Regions from separate parts of the Homo sapiens genome. Here regions 1, 3, 4 and 5 are each linked to region 2. Evidence: read pairs that join two places in POLR2A ChIA-PET (ENCODE). Cell type or tissue: MCF 10A. All regions are shown on one strand. Region 1 overlaps R3HDM2 (R3H domain containing 2). Region 2 has its middle 18 kb from the start of CTDSP2. Region 3 overlaps MARCHF9 (membrane associated ring-CH-type finger 9). Region 4 holds the start of CYP27B1 (cytochrome P450 family 27 subfamily B member 1). Region 5 holds the start of METTL1 (methyltransferase 1, tRNA methylguanosine).

What was found. Peaks named below come from ENCODE experiments on the same cell type or tissue, not always from the same donor. Only the 100,000 strongest peaks of a DNase experiment are listed, where the experiment ranks them.
Region 1: POLR2A ChIA-PET joins it to region 2 with 6 read pairs; 1 of 35 experiments calls an interaction of 5 or more read pairs at or near these places.
Region 3: POLR2A ChIA-PET joins it to region 2 with 5 read pairs; 4 of 35 experiments call an interaction of 5 or more read pairs at or near these places.
Region 4: POLR2A ChIA-PET joins it to region 2 with 7 read pairs; 9 of 35 experiments call an interaction of 5 or more read pairs at or near these places.
Region 5: POLR2A ChIA-PET joins it to region 2 with 8 read pairs; 9 of 35 experiments call an interaction of 5 or more read pairs at or near these places.

What each region holds. Positions count from the first base shown.
Region 1 is chr12:57,262,320-57,266,319 of GRCh38, reverse strand. The region is part of intron 19 of R3HDM2 (R3H domain containing 2); the gene reads left to right. Among named protein-coding and RNA genes, the nearest start is that of STAC3, 13 kb to the right of the region's middle. RefSeq lists an enhancer at 2,240-2,534. In MCF 10A, a CTCF peak has its summit at 2,375 (motif pointing left); a DNase peak (open chromatin) is centred at 2,369.
Region 2 is chr12:57,862,946-57,866,945 of GRCh38, reverse strand. No RefSeq gene overlaps it. Among named protein-coding and RNA genes, the nearest start is that of CTDSP2, 18 kb to the right of the region's middle. RefSeq lists a silencer at 1,371-1,730. In MCF 10A, no CTCF peak of the experiment used is centred here; DNase peaks (open chromatin) are centred at 1,515 and 1,785.
Region 3 is chr12:57,757,661-57,761,660 of GRCh38, reverse strand. It overlaps MARCHF9 (membrane associated ring-CH-type finger 9), which reads right to left. Exons shown (of 4, transcript NM_138396.6): 3 at 3,361-3,553; 4 at 1,250-3,098. The coding sequence ends at 2,764. Among named protein-coding and RNA genes, the nearest start is that of MARCHF9, 4.6 kb to the right of the region's middle. RefSeq lists enhancers at 2,152-2,201, 2,322-2,381. In MCF 10A, a CTCF peak has its summit at 2,136; a DNase peak (open chromatin) is centred at 2,090.
Region 4 is chr12:57,763,505-57,767,504 of GRCh38, reverse strand. CYP27B1 (cytochrome P450 family 27 subfamily B member 1) reads left to right here and starts at 427. Exons shown (of 9, transcript NM_000785.4): 1 at 427-658; 2 at 1,308-1,498; 3 at 2,006-2,208; 4 at 2,294-2,494; 5 at 2,579-2,751; 6 at 2,955-3,127; 7 at 3,329-3,407; 8 at 3,697-3,894. The coding sequence starts at 464. RefSeq lists enhancers at 2,355-2,434, 2,406-3,184. In MCF 10A, CTCF peaks have their summits at 1,973 and 2,173; DNase peaks (open chromatin) are centred at 274, 954, 1,084 and 1,884.
Region 5 is chr12:57,769,923-57,773,922 of GRCh38, reverse strand. METTL1 (methyltransferase 1, tRNA methylguanosine) reads left to right here and starts at 1,818. Exons shown (of 6, transcript NM_005371.6): 1 at 1,818-1,949; 2 at 2,666-2,829; 3 at 3,967-4,000. The coding sequence starts at 1,840. It overlaps EEF1AKMT3 (EEF1A lysine methyltransferase 3), which reads right to left and starts at 1,309. Exons shown (of 3, transcript NM_015433.3): 1 at 1,022-1,309; 2 at 795-906. The coding sequence starts at 1,198. RefSeq lists enhancers at 1,145-1,654, 1,785-2,074, 1,760-2,959. In MCF 10A, no CTCF peak of the experiment used is centred here; DNase peaks (open chromatin) are centred at 1,392, 1,762 and 2,072.

The sequences.
Region 1 (4,000 bases), 600 kb after region 2:
GTTTGAGACCAGCCTGGCCAACATGGTAAAACCCCATCTCTACTAAAAATACAAAAATTAGCCAGGCATGGTGGTGCACACTTGTCATCCGGCTACTTAGGAGGCTGAGGCACGAGAATCACTTGAACCTGGGAGGCAGAGGTTGCAGCTCATGCCACTGCACTCCAGCCTGGGCAACAGAGCAAGACTCCGTCTCAAAAAAAAAAAAAAAAAGAAAAATTATGGCCAGGTGCGGAGGCTCACGCCTGTAATCCCAACACTTTGGGAGGCCAAGACGGGCAGATCACCTGAGGTCAGGAGTTCAAGACCAGCCTGGCAAACATGGTGAAACCCCACTTCTATTAAAAATACAAAAATTAGCTGGGCATGGTGGCGTGCATCTGTAATCCCAGCTACTTGGGAGGCTGAGGCACAAGAAATGCTTGAACCCGGGAGACGGAGCTTGCAGTGAGCCGAGATCGCGCCACTGCACTCCAGCCTGGGCGACAAAGCGAGACTCCATCTCAAAAAAAAAAAAAAACAAGCCAAGAGTGGTGACGCACCCAGTAGTAACAGCTGCTCAGGAGTCTGAGGGGAACAATCGCTTGAGCCTGGGAGGCTGAGGCTGTAAGGAGCTGGCATCGTGCCATTGCACTCCAGCCTGGATGGACCCAGATAGGGAGTGGGACCCTGTCTCTAGGGGGAAAAAAAAAGAAATGACATTGGTTGCCTCAGCCCTGAAAAGCTATGTCTCTGCATTCTTAGTTTTCTTTGTTTTTCTTTTTTCTTTTTCTTTTCTTTTCTTTTCTTTTTTTCTTTTTTTTGTTTTCTGAATCTAGCACTATACTCACATGCCTTTGGGTCATGAAATGAAGACACAGAAGACCTGTGTCTTCTGTACTTATCCTTCATATAGACAGCATTTCTTTTCTCTTGGGAGGGTGAGGGAAGTTGATAAAACGCTTTTTAACTTAGAGCTTAGATTTGTTTAGCAGCTTTTGTTGTGTGCTCACATACATTGTAACATTTTAATTCTCACCATAACTTTGTGAGGAGGAAATTTAAAACTCAAAGAAATTAAATGACTTGCCTAAAGTCACAATCCTCTAACTTGAATTTGGGTCTTTTGACTTTCCGCATCCCATACTGAGTCTTCAACACATTTTCAACACTTTTTTTTACTCAATTTCTTTCTCTCCAGTGGAAAATAAATGGACATCATGTTACACAGCTAAGGGCCCTCTTTGGAGAGGCCAGCCATTCCAAGTTAATAAGTTTATGCCATGCAGCCTTTCACTGCCTTTGCCAAGAATTCCCCTAACACGCAAGTACAGCTGCCCTTGTTTGTATCCCTTTCACCCTACCCTCAAATAGCAATACACTGCAGTTAAAGAAACTTTAGGGGACTGTGTGCAGTGGTACACACCTGTAATCCCAGCACTTTGGGAGGCCAAGGCAGGAGAATTTCTTGAAGCCAGGAGTTCGAGACAAGCATGGGCAACAAAGCAAGACCCTATCTCTACAAAAAATTTAAAAATTAGTTGGGCATGGTGGCATGTGCTTTTAGTTCGTCCCAGCTACTTGAGAGGCTGAGGCAGGAGGATCACTTGAGCCCAGGTGTTTGAGGCTGCAGTGATCTATGATGGTGCCACTGCATCATGGTGATGTCACCCTGTCATCATGGAGAGCAAGACCCTGTCTCAAAAAAAAAAAAAAAAAATCTGGAAGGAAGTCTTTTGTTTTTTCTTTTCTTTTCTTTTCTTTTTTTTGAGACAGAGTCTTGCTCTGTCACCCAGGATGGAGTGCAGTGGTGCAATCTCGGCTCACTGCAACCTCCACCTCCCAGGTTCAAGCAGTTCTCCTCCCTCAGCCTCCTGAGTAGCTGGGACTACAGGCGCCTGCCACCATGCCTGGCTAATTTTTGTATTTTTTTTTTTTTTTTTTTTTAGTAGAGGCAGGGTTTCATCATGTTGGCCAGGCTGTTCTTGAACTCCTGACCTCAGGTGATCCGCCCGCCTCGGCCTCCCAAAGTGCTAGGATTACAGGTGTTGAGCCAGCTTCCCAGCCCAGCTGGGAAGGAAGTCTTTTTTTTTTTTTTTGAGACAGAGTCTCTCTCTGTCGCCCAGGCTGGAGTGCAGTGGCGTGATCTCGGCTCACTGCAGCCTCTGCCTCCCAGGTTCAAGCAATTCTCCTGCCTCAGCCTCCCAAGTAGCTGGGATTACAGGCACATGCCGCCACAGCTGGCTAATTTTTAAATTTTTAGTAGAGACGGCGTTCACCATGTTGGCCAGGATGGGCCTGATCTCCTGACCTCATGATCTGCCCACCTCGGCAGGAAGTCTTAATTTAGCCTCCAACCATCTCCTTTCCACTCTATCGTGGGAATGTCAGAGTGCCCTCTTCTGGTGAGAGGGAGATATTTTGTCAATTTTCCCTATTTAGAAATGGAATATTTTCACTTGAAGATTTTTTGTACGTCACTATGTTGGATGCTGTGGAGTAGATTCCAGAATTAATCTTACTCATTAGACATGATCAGTTCTTACCTTTAAGGAGCAATGACTTCCAGGCCAGGCATGGTGTCTCATGCCTGTAATCCCATCACTTTGGAAGGCCAAGGAGGGTGGATCACTTGAGGCCAGGAGTTCGAGACCAGCCAGCCTGGCCAACATGGCAAAACCCCATCTCTACTAAAAATACAAAAATTAGCTGGGCATGGGGGTGCACATCTGTAATCCCAGCTACTTGGAAGGCTGAGGCATGAGAATTGCTTGAACCCAGGAGGCAGAGGTTGCAGTGAGCCGAGATTGCGCCACTGCACTCCAGCCTGGGCAACATAGCGAGACTGTCTCAAAACAAAAAAAAAGGAGCAATGACTTCCGCCTTCATACAGGCTGAGGTTTTTAATTCAAAAGTCCTTAACTTTTATTATGTTATTGGTCTCTCTGGCTGTTTCTCCTAGTGTCTGCCAGGGGCACTTGGCCTTAAAATTTCCAGTGGGGTATAGATATTGCAGAAACCAGCTCCAAGAAGCACTGTAGCCTATGGTGGTGCTGGGTACTGCGGGGCATTTTTTCTCCTGCATGTACATGTAGGTATACTTGTATGTGCATTTTTGTGTGTATCCTTTGTGGCATGTCCTTATATCTATTGGGTCACTGTGGTTACATCTATTCATCTTCAAATGCAAGATCTTTGAACCATAAACAAATCAAGTGAAAAGAATTTTTCATTACCTACTCTGTCATACTAGGTTAATTTAAGTAAACTAAAACAACAGTTCTGGAAGTTGGCAACACTAGAAATCTGGACCAGGGTTAGAAGAAAGAGATAATTAATGTAGGCTTCCCACGTCAAAAGAAATGGAGAATCCCTCTTTATCGTCTGTTTTCCTTGCTTCTTTGGAATTTTCTCAGTTTTATCTCCTTTGTTCTTAGTTACCCTGGTTGATCCTAGGCTTCTGACTGACCCCTTGTACTTTTCCTAGATAGTGGTATCTTGTGTTCTACCCATATCATGTAAAATACTGTATTCACCATATCGATCTTATAGGTCTTTAATCCCTGTTTGTGGAAATCTAAGAGGAGGTGGAAAAAGGGAAACAAGTGCTTCTTGTGCCTCGTTTACCCTATACTGAAAAGATAGACAGCAGGCATAACCCACAAGGGCCCCTCTGTCACCTTCAGAGGACAGTTGCCTGCCCTTCTCTCATGTAGCAACATGGTCACTTTTCCAAAAATAAAGGCAGGGATTAGGATTAGCTGTTCCTGGAACAACTGTTCTGGTTTATTAATACATTTTTGTAGTTGCCCTGTTTACCCCCAGGCCTGAACTTTAATTCCTTCACTATAGTATGAGACATAACTCTAACCCCAGGAAAGACTTCTCCCATTAAAATGATGGTTGCAGGTCCCTTGAGGTTTCTACAGGGGTGCTTGTCTGGGGAAGATGCACACAGACATGAAATGGCAGTGATACCTATACAGAGACTCCCAACTCACAGTGACACAGCAGCATGGAC
Region 2 (4,000 bases):
AGTGTTCTCTAAAGAACCCCATGGACTTCCTTGTCTCCATCCAGTAGGACCAGGTGCAGGCCTTGGGATCCAGATTTATACCAGGTGCTACCAGAGCCAGCAGGCAGACCCAGCAGGAATCCCTTAAGAGCATTCTCAGGATATCCAGGGCTCGAGGTGTTTCCTGGGCCATCAGGACAAGGACAGGGAGGTCAATCCAGTGCCAGGGACTCTGCCTCCTGCCTCATTGCCAAGGGGAGAGACTCTACACAATGAAATCTGGATTACATACTAAAAGGCTTCAAACCCCTAAATGCAAGATGATGGCCCAGACTGAATCCTGAAACACAAAAAGGACAGGAGTGGAAACATGTGAAATCCAAATAAAGTCTGTAGTTTGGTTAATAGCATTGTTCCAATGTTAATTCTTCATTTTGACAAACGTACCATGGTTAGGTAAGATACTAATTTTGGGGGAAGCGGGGTGAAGAGTACATGGGAATTCTCTACACTATTGTTGCAACTTTTATGTACATCTAACAATTTTCCAAAATAAAAAGTATACTAAAATAAAATAAAGCTAAAAAAATTCAAGACCTAAGCTCAAGATTTAAGAGGCAGGAAAAGAAAAATATGAAGGGTGGGGCATGGTGGTGCATGCCTGTAATCCCAGCACTTTGGGAGGCCGAGGCAGGCAGATCACTTGAGTCCAGGAGTTCAATACCAGCCTGGCCAGCATGGTGAAACCCTGTTTCTACTAAAAATAAAAAAATTAGCCTGGCATGGCACGCACCTGTAGTCCCATCTACTCAAAGACTAAGGTGGGAGAATTGCTTGAACCCGGGAGTCGGAGGTTGCAGTGAGCCGAGATCATGCCACTGCACTCCAGGCTGGGGGACAGAACAAGACTCTGTCTCAAATATGTATGTATATATGTGTGTGTGAGTGTATATATGTATACATACATATATACACATACATCTATGCATACATACATGTATGCATACATACATGTATGCATACATATATATGTATGTATACACATACGTCTGTGTACACAGATGTATGTGTACATATATATATACACACACATACACACACACACATATGATTATTGTAAGTGTTTAAATTCAAAGAGCTGGGTTAGGTTAGGACCCCTCTTTTGGAGTTCACTATAAACTGTCCCCTTTTCATCGACAAAGAATTTCCAGGATTGGAGTAAAAATGGAAGCAAAGGAGCTCTCTGTATAGAGCGTCAGAGTGGGCGGTCAACCCGGACTAACGCCAACATCAAGGTCGGGTGAGGCCTGGCACCCGCTTGGTCTTTCGGCAATCCCGCCGGCGCTGCAGGAAGGGCAGGCTGGGGCCTGGGCTCTGCGGCCCCCCTCTCCGAGCTCGGCTCCCCGGGGAGGGTCTGGCGGCCGCGCTCCACTTAAACCCGGGGCGCTGCCAGAGGCCCCGGACACTCGGGCCGCGCCCCGCGAGGGCCCCAGCGCTGGCGGCCCCGCCTTGCCCGGCCAGCCGCCCTCGGAGGAAAAGCTGTTGCTCAACCCGGAGGAATGCGGGGCCGGCGCTCCGGCGGGGGAAGCGCGGGAGACTGCACGGCCGGCGGTGGCCGCAAACTTCGCCCCTCTGGACACTGCGGCTCCGGGCGGGAAAAGAGGGGCGGCCCCAGGCCGGGCCCCCAGCCCGGAGGTGGCCCAGCCAGAGCTCCCAACTTCGGGGCCGTTTAAAAACGGCGGCAGACGCAGGCCCGAGGGCCGAGGCAAGAACCTCCCACGGAAAGCTCCAAGGAGGCGGGGATTTCTGCCTCACTGTTGTGTTCGTGATTCATCTGCGGCGCCTGAAGAGTGTCTTGAACATAGTAGGCGCTCAGTAAACATTTTTGAAAGAATAACATAATCCCTCCCGGCCTCAGTTTCCTCCCGTCTACAGGAAGGGTTTGATCTCAGAGGGCCCTATCAACTCTGAAATTCTAGGATGCTGAGATTAAATCCCATGTGTACTACTGTGGTTTTGCTTTTAGTTTTTCGGGGACATTTTTAGTGCTACCCTTTATGATGTGCCAGGAGTGAATTTGACACCAGATGGCTTTTTTTTTTTTCTTAATAAGAAAGAAGACAAAGGGAGGGAGAAAAATATTTTCCAACTGGCAGTGCTGACAGCATTTTGGAAAAGAATCCAGGGAGGCAAAGAGGAGCTGTTTCAGCCTGATTCTGCCTTCTCCTGCACACTCTGCCACCCTGGCCTCCACCACAAACGAGGTAGATCTGAGTGGAGCTTTTTATGGATGAGGCAAAGGGAGCATCATTACAGAAGACTCCACCCCGAGTTAGCACTTGCTTTGTCCTCTGTGGCAGTCACAGCGAACTGGCCCCTGAGCCGCATGGTGGTGGATTCCAGCTATAGGCAGGGCTCTGGCTAAAGGCTGGATCTGGTGTTAATTAGAAGAACAGAGAGACACCTGGCAAATCAAAAGCTGGCGCTCCCTGCCTGGGGAACATGCAGGAAAAATAGCCAAAGTGGCAGTGCCTCTTCTGGAATTCCTCTTCTCTGGGATCCCAACTCCCTCTCATGGAAAGGCAGGGTGGAGAAGGGTTCCTTGCTCAAAATGACCTCTAGCTGAGTTTTTAATATGTCATGGCGCAGGGAAGGGAAATTCCTAGAATAAGACAATTTGGCAGTGTGCACAGGGGTGCCGACCAGGGATGCTGCAGGCAGTCTGCTTGGGTTCAAATCGTGGCTCCACTACTTACTAGTTGTTTGATAAGGATAAGTGACTTTATCTTTCTGTACCTTAGTTTCTCCAACTGTAAAATGGAATAATTAAAATTCCCACCAAAGGCAATTGTTGTGTGGACTGAATTAGATAATACAAGAAAAGTGACAGTGGTCTGCCTCTTCAAACAGACACTGGCACAAGGCAAGCACTCAATATTTTCTTATTTAAGTGACAGGACCCCCAAAACTAGAACCTTGTGCTGGACAGGTCTCAAAATGGCTGCCTGTGAAGAGCCCCACTGTGGTACTATCAACTTTGGGCAAAGAAGTCTCCATCCAGCTGACAGGTCCCTCCCTCCTCCTTCACATCCCCAGGAAACTGGAGGAAGGCCACACACGATGAGCAGAAATTATGTGTCAGGCTCCAACTTGATGGATCACCTCCAAAGGGATCTTGGAGGGAAGAAGGGAGTAGTGGGCAAGGAGAAGAGGACTGTTGGTGCCAGTTTGGGAGGCTGGGACTAATGCAGTAGATGGTATATAAACCAGTGCACTGTGTACCATAGGTGGCTTGTGATGGCCACCCATGGTCTATACCTCTGTTGAATGTCCTTGATTTTCTACTGATAAATTGTTTCAGATGCAGTGTTCTCGAATTTGACCAGCAAACTCCTTGAGGCCAAGTCTTGTCTTTCTGTCATGGTATCCACCCGACACAAACATGTCAAAGATGCTACTCACAAAGTAAAGACTTCAGAGGCGCTTATTGACTGGATGAGATGTTAAACAGGGGAGCAGATTGGAATTCCAGACTGCATGGGCAAGGGGAGACAGAGGCAGCTGGGCATGTAAGGATCAGAGGTGTGACTCATCTGCTGGCCCCAAGTATCCTCCCTCAAACCCACAGTAGAAAATCAAGTAGCAGATCTATTTATCAGTAGAAAATCAAGGACATCCAACCAAATTATAGACCATAGGTGGCCAGCACAAGCCACCTATGGTATATAATGCACTCCAAATATTCCACTCAAACCTCTCCAGCTTCCAGAAAGTCAGCAACACCAGGGTTCCCAACCTGTCCTGCCACAGGGGAGGTGATATCCATGCCAGCCCTGGGAAAATATATCTCTCCAGCTGCTCTGTCATTCCTGGCCTGCAGGAGCCTCCAAGGCAAACTTTGCTGCCATTTCTTTCCCTTTTCTGAATGGACATTGGACTTCCATTGCTGTAGTCAGGACAGAGCCCACAGTTGCCCTGAGATGTCTTCTGGAGTCCTCCTAAGTTTCTTCATGTGGCTGGC
Region 3 (4,000 bases), 110 kb after region 2:
TCAGGACTTGCCCCCCTTCCCCTACCGCTCACCCTATTCCAATTAGCTGGGTGTAGATGGAGATTTCACTTCACACTTCTTCCTCCTCCACACCTTGGCCTCCTGGCCTAGACATGGCTCCCTGACCGCAGAAACTCCAGTAGCCACCAGGCCTTTTGCAGGGGCATCTAATTATGCAAGATCTACAGAGGGGCAGGGCAGACCCAAAGCCTCGTACAAAGATCAAGGTTTCTGTGCATTTTCTGCCCTTCTCAACTCCTTCCCTACTGTATACTCAGTCTCCACCCCTATTCCTCTATCACTGAACTCAATTTGAACCTAAATGACCAAATTTTCAGCAGATTTGATCTTTGAGGGAGAATAAAGCCCAGCTTGTCAGACCCTTTACCCTGGAATCAGTGATGAGAATTCTGCCCATCCGTACTCCCTATTTTCCACTGGGCAAGTAGGAATGCCCACTTGAAGAGGGCAGCAGTTCCCATGACCCTTTCCTGGACAATGATCTTTTTAAGTTGGAAAAAGGAAGAAGAGGAGACCATACTGATTGCTGGCCCCAACTCCCATACCAAGACTTCCATTAGTGCTGAAGGAGAGGGGAAAGTGTCCCACTTGGCCTCATTTTAGGACCCAGAGTGTAAATGGATACAGTGTGTTTGTGTGTGAGTATGTCTATTTTCTTTGGTATGTCTAACCTTCCCTGCAGAGCCATCACAGAGGACAGCTCAGGCTTGGCACAGGAAGCTCCACATGTGTCCTATCTACCTGAGCCCTATCTGCTGGTATAGATATTAGTAGTCACTCTGATTTGCAATCCCCCATTTGGTCCCCACCAGCTCTTCTGAGAATGGCAAATCAGTAAAGTCTGGCCTTTCTGTCTCCCAAGATGGGGGATATAGAGGGTTCTCTCTCTGGGGAAACAGTTTCCTACTGAGCAGACGGAGGGTTCAGTCTCAGTTCCCTATCCACTCTACTCCCTCAAAAATTGGAAGTTATATACTTCCACACTTTGAAATTACTTGAACCGCAGTCCAGCTTTTGTTCCTACATCCCAAGGCTGGTCTGGATGCCAGCACCATGGACAGCAACCAAGACCCCCTTTGGGAGAGGGGAGGGGACAAGGTTTCCTGGGCAAGGATGTGTGTGGGCCTTTGCAAGGGAAGCATTTTCTCCAAAACATCCCCAGGGAGGAAGGAGGCAAAGCAGAACCTTCCCTGATAGAAGGATCAATAATAAGAAAGGCCTCCAGATCTGACTTTAGCCGTGAATGAAGGAATTATTTAATTGCTGTTGAATGGTTTACTTAAAAACAGCATCATTCATATAATACACAACCCCAAGGTCACAGAAGAAAGTGCCCAGGCTTCAGGCTGACCCACATTGTAAACAGTCCTTCCCAAATCTTTTCTCTATAAACAACAGTCCTCTATGCTGCTGCCTCCAAACATAATGCCATCCATTAATACCACTGGCTGGGCACACCGGGATCAAACCTGTGACCCTAAACTGCCATGGAAATAGCTTAAACTGGGGTTGGAGACTCATAACACTGAGTGGGGGGATTCCCTCCATCTCACTCCAAATGAGTCCAAATTCACTTCACACTGCTTTTCTGGGTGAGCACAGTACTTGAGAAGGACTGATAGAACCCAGATGATCTCCAGAACAAGGCAGATGGCTCCAGCCTTCCCCAGCCCACAGGCCCAAATATTTAGAGTCAGAGGAGTTCTCATTCTTAACAAATAACCACCATGCTTCACATTTGCAATGTCTATTTCCCCTCATATTTCCATACCTATTATGTCACTCAACACAAAATTCCATGATTCTGTGCAACTCCAGATGAAAAACACATTTTAGAATTTGTTACACCAGCTACTATTTGAAATAAATGGACCATCAACTATTCTAGAAATCTCTTTATGTCATTGCTGATTTTCTCTGCAACGGCATCCAACCTGTCCCTCATTTATCCTTATTCCAACCCTATGAAGTAGACAGGAAAACCAGAGCTAAGAGATTTTTTTCTATATCACACAACTCATAGGTGGCAGGTCCAGGTCTACCCTTTAGATACCTCGGAGTGCTGCCACCTAGCAGCCAACATGAATTATTCACCAGCAAGTGGGAGTCACACCTACAACTCAGAACCCACTGCTGCATTTGGGATTTGCAACCTGTGCAGAGAAACCTCCCCACATCTCCCAACCCTCCAGAAAAGCCCCAGATGAGAAAGGAGTCTCCACGTGCATATAAATGATTCTTTATGCCCTTCCCCCATGCAATGGGGGATGGAGCAGGGGGAACTCCCCGCCCTCATGCAGGGAACGGGAGGTCAATGTATACTAGTCTTATTGCCAGATGCCCTGTGGCCATGGGGTGGGGAATAGGGGTCTACAGCCCCTTTCTTCTGGCATTGGTCCCCCTTCACCAAGTCACCGTGGTGGAGCTGGGGGGCTGGAGGCCCTAGGAGCTGAGGTAAAGACGGTTCTCTCCAGGGAAGGAAAGCTGCTCTCCCCGCCTGCCCACCGGCCGTCTCTGGATGAGTGGGAGGAGCTGCCAGCGGGTACTGAAATGTCATCCAGGTGTCTCTACCCAGTGGGCAGTGAGGCCAGACAATGTCTCCAGCTTGAGGCTACCCACACAGATCCTCGGTGACGGGGGCAGCATGCCCCAAACACCTTGTCCAGCTGGTACCTCCAGCAGCCATGAGAGTTCTTCTCTGACTGATGCATTGACTCAAGATCCCTGCTCCTGGAGTCCAGTTCAGACTGTAGTGACCCTCATGACAACCTCTCGGCCAGAATGGGAGCTGGAACGGGCATCTGGTGGCCGCAGCTGCCCAAGGAGGTGCAAGATTGTATAACCGCAGCGCTGAGGCAAGAGCGTCCGCATGCGCTGGGCAGCTGGGGGGCGGCTCGTGGCCCCAGAGGTGGGGCCCGTCCGTGAGTTCCTGGGGCCTGACTTCCCTGCCGTCCCTCCCCCTGCATCTCCTCCTATGTCCTTGGTCTTGTCATAATTTAGGACCTTCCACTGCTGGTTCACTGCCTGCCAGCGCTTGAAGATGCGGTAGACAGAGGAGCCTTCATGGATGATGAGGCCTGAGCAATAGGAATAAGAAATCCAGGGTTAACTGTGGCCTAGATCTAGGCCAGAGGTACTTAAGCAAGCATTTCTTCAGAGTGAGAAGATACAGTTGCAAAGGGCCCTGGAGAAGCAGGGAAGTGGGTTGAGGGGGCACCAGGATAGCACTAAAGGCTACAGTGGCAGAAAATAAAGCCAGGAAACTGAGGGGATGGGCAGGGGAGTTAGGTGTGTAAGAGGAAGATACAGAGCAGGTAAAGGAGAGAGAGGTGCCCTCACCTATGCAGACGACATCCATGAAGCCATACATGCCGTAGCAGATCTGAAAGAGCAGATCCTGTCGTTGCCACTTGGCTGAAGGGCTGAGTGAGGACCAGATGAGCCAGGAGATGCTGGCAACCAGGAAGAGCGAGCCCAGAACTATGGCAGCAATCTGGACCTTCTCGATGACCGTCAGGGAGATGGCCTGCCACTGTGTGGGAGAAAGGGCTCCAAAGAGTCCCAGAAAGGGATGGAGGGCCAGGTGATGGGTGGCCCTGAAGAGCAGGGTGCTCCAGGAACCTTCCCTAAAACCTTCAGGCAGGATCAACATCTGTCTTCTCTGTGCCTTGATTAAATCTAGAATGTGGCACTTGTCTGACACCATTTGTCTTACTTTAGAAAGGCAGGATTGGGCAAGTGCTCTGAAACCAAAACATCTAGATTTGAATCCTAAATCTTGACTCCATCACTTACTGGCTAAGTAACCTTGGGTAAGTTTTCAAATCTTTGTGCATCAGTGTCCTCGTTTGTAAAAGGGGATAATAATAGTATCTAATAAGATTATTGTGAAGATTAAGAGTTAATACACACCAAAACTTGACACAGAAAACACTACATATTTGCTATCATCATCAACATCATTTTTTCTTTTCTTTTT
Region 4 (4,000 bases), 99 kb after region 2:
GGGGACAGTTACAGCTGTGCCTCCCCTGCTTCCCTTCCTGGAGGAGCTGAAAGATGGGGAATTCCTGAGGATGGGCCTAAAGGGGCTGGGCTCACTGGTAGAAGTGGGAATATCAGAGACTGACTAGTGTAGCTTGGTCACCTAGTCCCTACTAAAAAGCCTTATAGCCTTTCCTAGGATGAGACTTTGAGGCTCCTAGACAAAGGCACTCTCCCAGGAGGAAAATCTTAGGCCCTCCCTCCCATGAGGGTCATTGCAACATGAGACCCAAGGGAGTTGTGAAGTCAGCCCCAGCCCCGCCTACTGTTCCTGGGTGCTAATCCCCAGCACAGACCACTCAGGAGGAGGGATTGGCTGAGGAGCTTGGAGAGGGGGCGTCATCACCTCACCCAAAGGTTAAATAGGGGTTGAGATATGATGCTCAGGAGAAGCGCTTTCTTTCGCGAGCACCCTGAACCAGACCATGACCCAGACCCTCAAGTACGCCTCCAGAGTGTTCCATCGCGTCCGCTGGGCGCCCGAGTTGGGCGCCTCCCTAGGCTACCGAGAGTACCACTCAGCACGCCGGAGCTTGGCAGACATCCCAGGCCCCTCTACGCCCAGCTTTCTGGCCGAACTTTTCTGCAAGGGGGGGCTGTCGAGGCTACACGAGCTGCAGGTAGGAAGGGACGCCTTTCCCGAGACAGAGTGCTGGGGAAACTGGTTTTGACAGCGTCAGAAAGGACTGACTAGTGCAGAGCAAATGTGGGACAGCCAGAGAGAACGGATGCCCATGAAATAAGGAAAAGGCGAGTTGAGGCTGGGGGCGGTGTGGCTACACTCGGGCAGAGCCCGTCCCGACTCTTAGCAGAGGGCGCTGCGAAAGCGCCTTCTCGCTGTCCTGAGGTGTGGAGATCCTGCAGATAAAGTACAAGTGCGCGGGAGGGGGAGGCCGGAGTGGGCAGTACCCTCCGCCTGCTTGCGGCTTAAAGCTACATGGGTTCCTTTTCATTCACTGAGGACTCGTCCTGAGATGGACAGTCCAGACATGGAACTTTTAGAGATTTCTCCTCGACCGAGATGATCAGAGAGGTCCTGAATGTCTGCCTTGCACAAAGTTCCGGTTTTGCCCATCACACTCAAACTTTCTAGGGATGGGAAATGAGAGAGGAGGAGTTTGCAGTATCAAAGGCATACACTAGTTGGGCACCCGAGAAAGAGCAGAAGCTCCCTATTCCCAAGCCCAGTCAACGCCCTTGGCGTGGGCACAGGTCAAGCTGAAAGTCCCCGCCCAGGTATCCAAGTGTCCGCTGTGTCCGCTCCCCCAGGTGCAGGGCGCCGCGCACTTCGGGCCGGTGTGGCTAGCCAGCTTTGGGACAGTGCGCACCGTGTACGTGGCTGCCCCTGCACTCGTCGAGGAGCTGCTGCGACAGGAGGGACCCCGGCCCGAGCGCTGCAGCTTCTCGCCCTGGACGGAGCACCGCCGCTGCCGCCAGCGGGCTTGCGGACTGCTCACTGCGTGAGTCTTCTCTGCCCCCAGAAGCCCAGACGCCCTGCAGCGGCCCTCTCCTGCTGCGGGTCCCGAAACTATCAATCTGGGGGCATGGTGGGAGGTCGGCTGTCCCACTCTACCATTGGGCATCTTGGGGTTCCCATCCCAGTCTGCTTCACCCACACTCAGGTTGAGCCCCAACCTCACTCCCCGCCTACCTCCTTATCCTTTGAGGCCCGAATCCTGGGAACTGGGGGAACCGGAGGAATTGGGCTAGGGTACAAGGATCTGGATGGAATGAATGTAAGGTTCTGTGACTCAAGTTACCCGGGAACCCCGGCCCCTGAGGGCAGGAAATGAGTAAAGAGGAAGGGGGCTGGAAGACAGGCGCAGGCCGGTGCAGGTTTCCGTACCCCAAGGGGGCAGACGCAATCCCTCTCCTGGCCACCGCAGCCGAACGCGCTCCTTCACTGCAGCCAGTCCCGTCGAGCCGTCCCCACCTTCCCGATGCGCACTCTCTCCTCAACCCTGCAGGGAAGGCGAAGAATGGCAAAGGCTCCGCAGTCTCCTGGCCCCGCTCCTCCTCCGGCCTCAAGCGGCCGCCCGCTACGCCGGAACCCTGAACAACGTAGTCTGCGACCTTGTGCGGCGTCTGAGGCGCCAGCGGGGACGTGGCACGGGGCCGCCCGCCCTGGTTCGGGACGTGGCGGGGGAATTTTACAAGTTCGGACTGGAAGGTGAGTCCCAGGACAGAGCTGGGCAGGCGTCGGGGGCGCCCTACCAGAGCCTCCCGGAACCCTGACGGCGCCCCCTCCCGACAAGGCATCGCCGCGGTTCTGCTCGGCTCGCGCTTGGGCTGCCTGGAGGCTCAAGTGCCACCCGACACGGAGACCTTCATCCGCGCTGTGGGCTCGGTGTTTGTGTCCACGCTGTTGACCATGGCGATGCCCCACTGGCTGCGCCACCTTGTGCCTGGGCCCTGGGGCCGCCTCTGCCGAGACTGGGACCAGATGTTTGCATTTGGTAAGGCACAGGTCGAGGTGGAAATGGGGGAATGTAAAGCTGTCCAGGGGTAGCGAGGTATTCACGTGCCTTCTACCCACGCAGCTCAGAGGCACGTGGAGCGGCGAGAGGCAGAGGCAGCCATGAGGAACGGAGGACAGCCCGAGAAGGACCTGGAGTCTGGGGCGCACCTGACCCACTTCCTGTTCCGGGAAGAGTTGCCTGCCCAGTCCATCCTGGGAAATGTGACAGAGTTGCTATTGGCGGGAGTGGACACGGTGAGGTTCTCCCTCCGTGCTGTGAGCCGGTTCCAGGGCTTAGCCTCCGCAGACTCCGGCTCCATTTTTCTGTTGCAGGGGATCCATTATGGCCACGTAGACCAGCTTGGCTTAGCACCCTGTAGCCCCAGACTCTTCCATAATCTGCACCCTCTGCTGGGTTCTCACACCCAACACCTCTCTTGCTTTCACATGTTTTTCAGGTGTCCAACACGCTCTCTTGGGCTCTGTATGAGCTCTCCCGGCACCCCGAAGTCCAGACAGCACTCCACTCAGAGATCACAGCTGCCCTGAGCCCTGGCTCCAGTGCCTACCCCTCAGCCACTGTTCTGTCCCAGCTGCCCCTGCTGAAGGCGGTGGTCAAGGAAGTGCTAAGGTGAGGGGGAAGGAGAGGAGGAACAAGAGGAAATGCCAAGGAAGGGCTGGGGAAGCAACTAGTGGATGGAAGCAGGGAGATAGCAGAGAAAAATGGCCCTCTACTCCTGGCCAAAAAGGGTTTGGAAGTTGGAAACAATGAGAAGGGGGCTGCAGCCCCTAGCCTCATCTTGTTGTCTCCATTTTGTGCTTTGCAACCTAGACTGTACCCTGTGGTACCTGGAAATTCTCGTGTCCCAGACAAAGACATTCATGTGGGTGACTATATTATCCCCAAAAATGTGAGTAAAGCCTATGCACCCTTTCTACTGAGCCATTCCTCACTATCTTGGGCCCCAACCCTGTTCTCAAACACTCTCCTAAAAGCCCTTCAAACACTCCCCTTGACCCCTCTCTAGGATATGCCTTTCTAGGATGTAATGGAACAGTGGGGAGATCCTTCCAAAAGTAGCCCCAGAAAACTTCCCCATCACCCACCAGGACCTGCCTTTGTCCCTGTCTGAATATCCTCTTCTTCATGCCTGCCCTATTCTGAGCCCAAACTGACAAGTTTGTTTTCCTTTGCACCAGACGCTGGTCACTCTGTGTCACTATGCCACTTCAAGGGACCCTGCCCAGTTCCCAGAGCCAAATTCTTTTCGTCCAGCTCGCTGGCTGGGGGAGGGTCCCACCCCCCACCCATTTGCATCTCTTCCCTTTGGCTTTGGCAAGCGCAGCTGTATGGGGAGACGCCTGGCAGAGCTTGAATTGCAAATGGCTTTGGCCCAGGTGAGTGCTCTAGATTTTATACCTTCCCCAGACTGGAGAGACCCTAACCCTCTAAAGTTGTGAGCTCTTTCCCCTGACAAGCATAGGAAATCATATAAGACCTGGT
Region 5 (4,000 bases), 93 kb after region 2:
ATAAGCTTGTTTCTCTTAGCAATAAAAACCTAAGGAATCTGAAATATATTCATAATAAAGTTATAAAGCACTCACGAAGTTTAATGTCTGCAAGTCTCCCTACAGAGTACCCCCATATGTGCATCTTGACAGAAGACCATGTCCAAAGCCAAGGCGCTTTTAAGTGACAGTATTCTCCATAAAATCACAAAGAGTAACACAAGGCTGGGTGTCGTGGCTCACGCCTGTAATCCCAGGCGCCTCGCGAGGCAGATGGATCACCTGAGGTCAGGAGTTCGAGACCAGCCTGGCCAACATGGTGAAACGTCTTCTACTAAAAATACAAAAAGTAGCCGGGTATGGTAGCGCAAGCCTGTAATTCCAGCTACTTCGGAGGCTGAGGCATGAGAATTGCTTGAACCCGGGAGGCAGCGGTTGCAGTTAGTGGGGATAGCAGCCACTGCACTCCAGCCTGGGCGACACAGTGAGACTCCGTCTCAAAAAAACAAAAAAAATTAAAAACAAAAAAAAAGCAACACGATAGAAACAACTCCTTCTTATAGGCCTGCCTGAGTTTTATTTCCTGCCCTCCCCAATCACCCACCCTAGGTGCTTTGACAGGCAATTCGCGCTGTCTGGCACGCAGAAGCAGACGCCAAAATAAAAACAAAAACAAATTTTAAAAAAAAATTTGTTAAAAAGAAGGGGTTAGACTGGGCCCAAAGTTCTCCCCTCTCCCCCAAAGATCCACGAAGTGACCATTTCTCCGCGCCCCTGGGTCCCCACTCTCTCCCGTAAAAAGCCAGCTCACGCACCCTGCAGCGCTGCCAAGATCCCCACGATGCCTGTCCCCGCACCCAGTTCGATCACCTTCTTGCCTCGGAAATCCACATTTTGACTCTCGAAATAATTGCACAGGCTCAGGGCCTACGGGAGAAAAGACAGAGAAAAAGACAGTCGTGAGGATGGCTCCATATGGGAGAGGCGGAGTCCGGGATCTGGACCTCCCACGGACCCTCACCCGGCGCAGCCCATTCCTCACCGCGTCCCACACGCGCGCCGCCACCCCGAGGCGGGACCCAAAGTTCTGCGTGATGGTCAGCACATGCCCACAGAAACAGAACTGGCTCTTCTCCGAGTAAGAGTCTGCAAAGAGCCCGACCTCCCGCGGGAACACCGATTCCGACTCAGATTCGGGATCTGGGCCGGGGTCCGCCATCCGGCCCGCCAAGGGAGTGCCTGGGCACCGCGGCCGGCGCTCAGATCCCGGATCCGGAGCGGGGTAGAGGCTGGGGGCCGCGAGCCGTCGTGGTGTCCCTGTGGAACGAGCCCCGCCTCCCTGAGTTTGCCCTCCTTCCTCCAGTTCGATTTCCTGGAGGTGGAATGAGGAGCTGCCCCTCCCGCCCCGGCCCCGAGCGCACACTCGACGAAACCCACACGGGACCACAAGAGTCAGACCGGGCGGACTGGTCCGAGACCAGGAGTAAGGGGACAGGAGCGAGGACTGATGCCACTGTAGAAGGCGAGGTCTCTAGACCCCTCTCACCTGTGGGGTGCACAGGTGCCTGCAACCAGGATGGTAACCCAGACCAGGCAGAAGCAAGCTAAGAGAAAACGTTGGGTCCCTGGGCCTGGCCTCGCCCTCCCAGTTGGAGGCTAACGGTGCGGAGGTTCCCTCCAGCACTCGCTCCTTACAGCCCTCCCCACCTAGCCCAGCCCAGCCCAGCCCAGCCCAGCTGAATTTGCTCTTGGGTCTTTAAGGGGCGGGAACTGCCACCAACGCGCATGGCTGCGTCATTAACTTGCGCCTCTGGCCTGCGCCTCCACGTGGATTTGGTAGAGAAACCCCGGACTGGGATCATGGCAGCCGAGACTCGGAACGTGGCCGGAGCAGAGGCCCCACCGCCCCAGAAGCGCTACTACCGGCAACGTGCTCACTCCAACCCCATGGCGGACCACACGCTGCGCTAGTGAGGAGTGGGCAGAGGGAGAGAGAGGAGGGCGGGATTCTCAAAGCAGCCGGGAGAGCAGTTGTGCTGCAACTGCTGGGAGGATTTGGGGTAGACCCGGGAGGATCAGATGGGTGACGTCAGTTTTTGGGGGTGGGACCGGGAGATTCGACCGAGAGAGGAGTTGGCGGGTTGAGAGTGGGCGTGGCGTTCGGGCCTAAGTCTGGGTAGCGGTGCTAAGTTTGGGAAGAGAAATAAATTGTTACTGAGACTGAAGTGATAGAGGCAGAATGTCGTTTCCATCTTTTGCTTTTGTTTGTTGGATTTAATAAAAAGGCAAACATATACACAATCCTGCCCGCACCTTACCTTACCTTCCCTCCCCGCAGAGCACAAACACAAAGTAGGATCCCAGTGCATTAGGCAGCCAGTCTCGGGAGAAGGGGAACTTGTGCCCCAGAAAGGGCAGTTACCCGGCCAGGGTCACATCAACCGCCAGAAGTGGAGTTGGGCAGGTCAGCGTTTATGGGCCTCATGATGGTCCTATGATTCACACTGGGAGTTAAGGGTGGTTTCCATTGTCCCTCTTAGAGGCCACAGGGCCCAGTGTTACAGAATTTTTGAGAAACCCTCCTCCCTTTTACCTCCCACCCTCACCCACCCACACACTCTCACAGTACCACTTCTGCAATGGTGTGACCAACCTTCTCATGCTTCTTATGTCTTCTTTCCAATAGCCCTGTGAAGCCAGAGGAGATGGACTGGTCTGAGCTATACCCAGAGTTCTTCGCTCCACTCACTCAAAATCAGAGCCACGATGACCCAAAGGATAAGAAAGAAAAGAGAGCTCAGGCCCAAGTGGAGTTTGCAGACATAGGCTGTGGCTATGGTGGCCTGTTAGGTAACACTCAGGCCCTCTTTTTGGGGTGAGAAGAGGCCTAGTAGCTTCTGCTGCCTCAGCAACTTTTGTGGGGGGTCATAATTGGCCTTTCCCCTTTCGTCCAGACACTGGTGACATCAGCATGGAGAGGCTCCACCTACCCTCTACTCTGGGTCTGTGACCTTTGCCCTGGAGAGTGGAGGGGGCTGCCTCAAATGCTTCTTAAAACCTGGGTTGTCCTTTCTGGCGTCAATCCCTACATGAGCCATTTCATCTGCCAGGTTCCGGGTCAGTGAGCTGGTCAGCACAAGCATCAGAGATTAGCCGTTGTGGCCAGTGATCCTGAACTGTCTTTTCTCAGAGATTCTACCATCTCCCCTCCCCTTTGCCCCTCCCTCGCCAGATCTCATTCCTTCTGCCCCACTCTCCTGTTTTTTGGGTTCCTCTTGTATTGTCTGTATTGTCCCACCCATGCATGCCAAGCCACTCCCTATTTTTAGATCTTCCCAAACAGATAACAGCCTGATAGAGAAGAAGAGCATGGTACATAGAGGCAGAAAACCTTGGTTTAAGGTCCAGTTCTGCCTGGGCACAGTGGCTCACACCTGTAATCCCAACACTTTGGGAGGCTGAGGCAGGTGGACCACTTGAGGCCAGGAGTTCAAGACCAGCTACTCAGGAGGCTGAGGCAGGAGAATTACTTGAACCTGGGAGGCAGAGATTGCAGTGAGCCAAGATTGTGCCACTGCACTCCAGCCTGGGTGACAGAGCAAGACTCCATCTCAAATAAATAAGTTCCAGTTCTGCCCCTTCTTAACTCTATGATCTTCGGCATATCTGACCCTCAGTTTCCTTATCTTCACAATTTACCACAGAGTGTTATAAGGATGAAATAACACAATGTGTGAAAACACTGTGGAAAACTCTAAAGCAATGGCAAATATACATGTATCCTCAGCCCTCCCATTCTGGTCCTGGTGACAATTTTCATTTCTCCCCCCGCCTCTTGAGCATAAAACTATCCATATATGTATCTCTGTCCTCTCTTGCCGTTCTGGACTTTGGTAGTTGCAGGTTGAGGCTTCCTTTCCTGTGTTGACCCCTTTGCACTTCCTACAAGTATATGGTTGATGATTCCATTGCTATTTCTGTGTGCAGTGGAACTGTCACCGCTGTTCCCAGACACACTTAT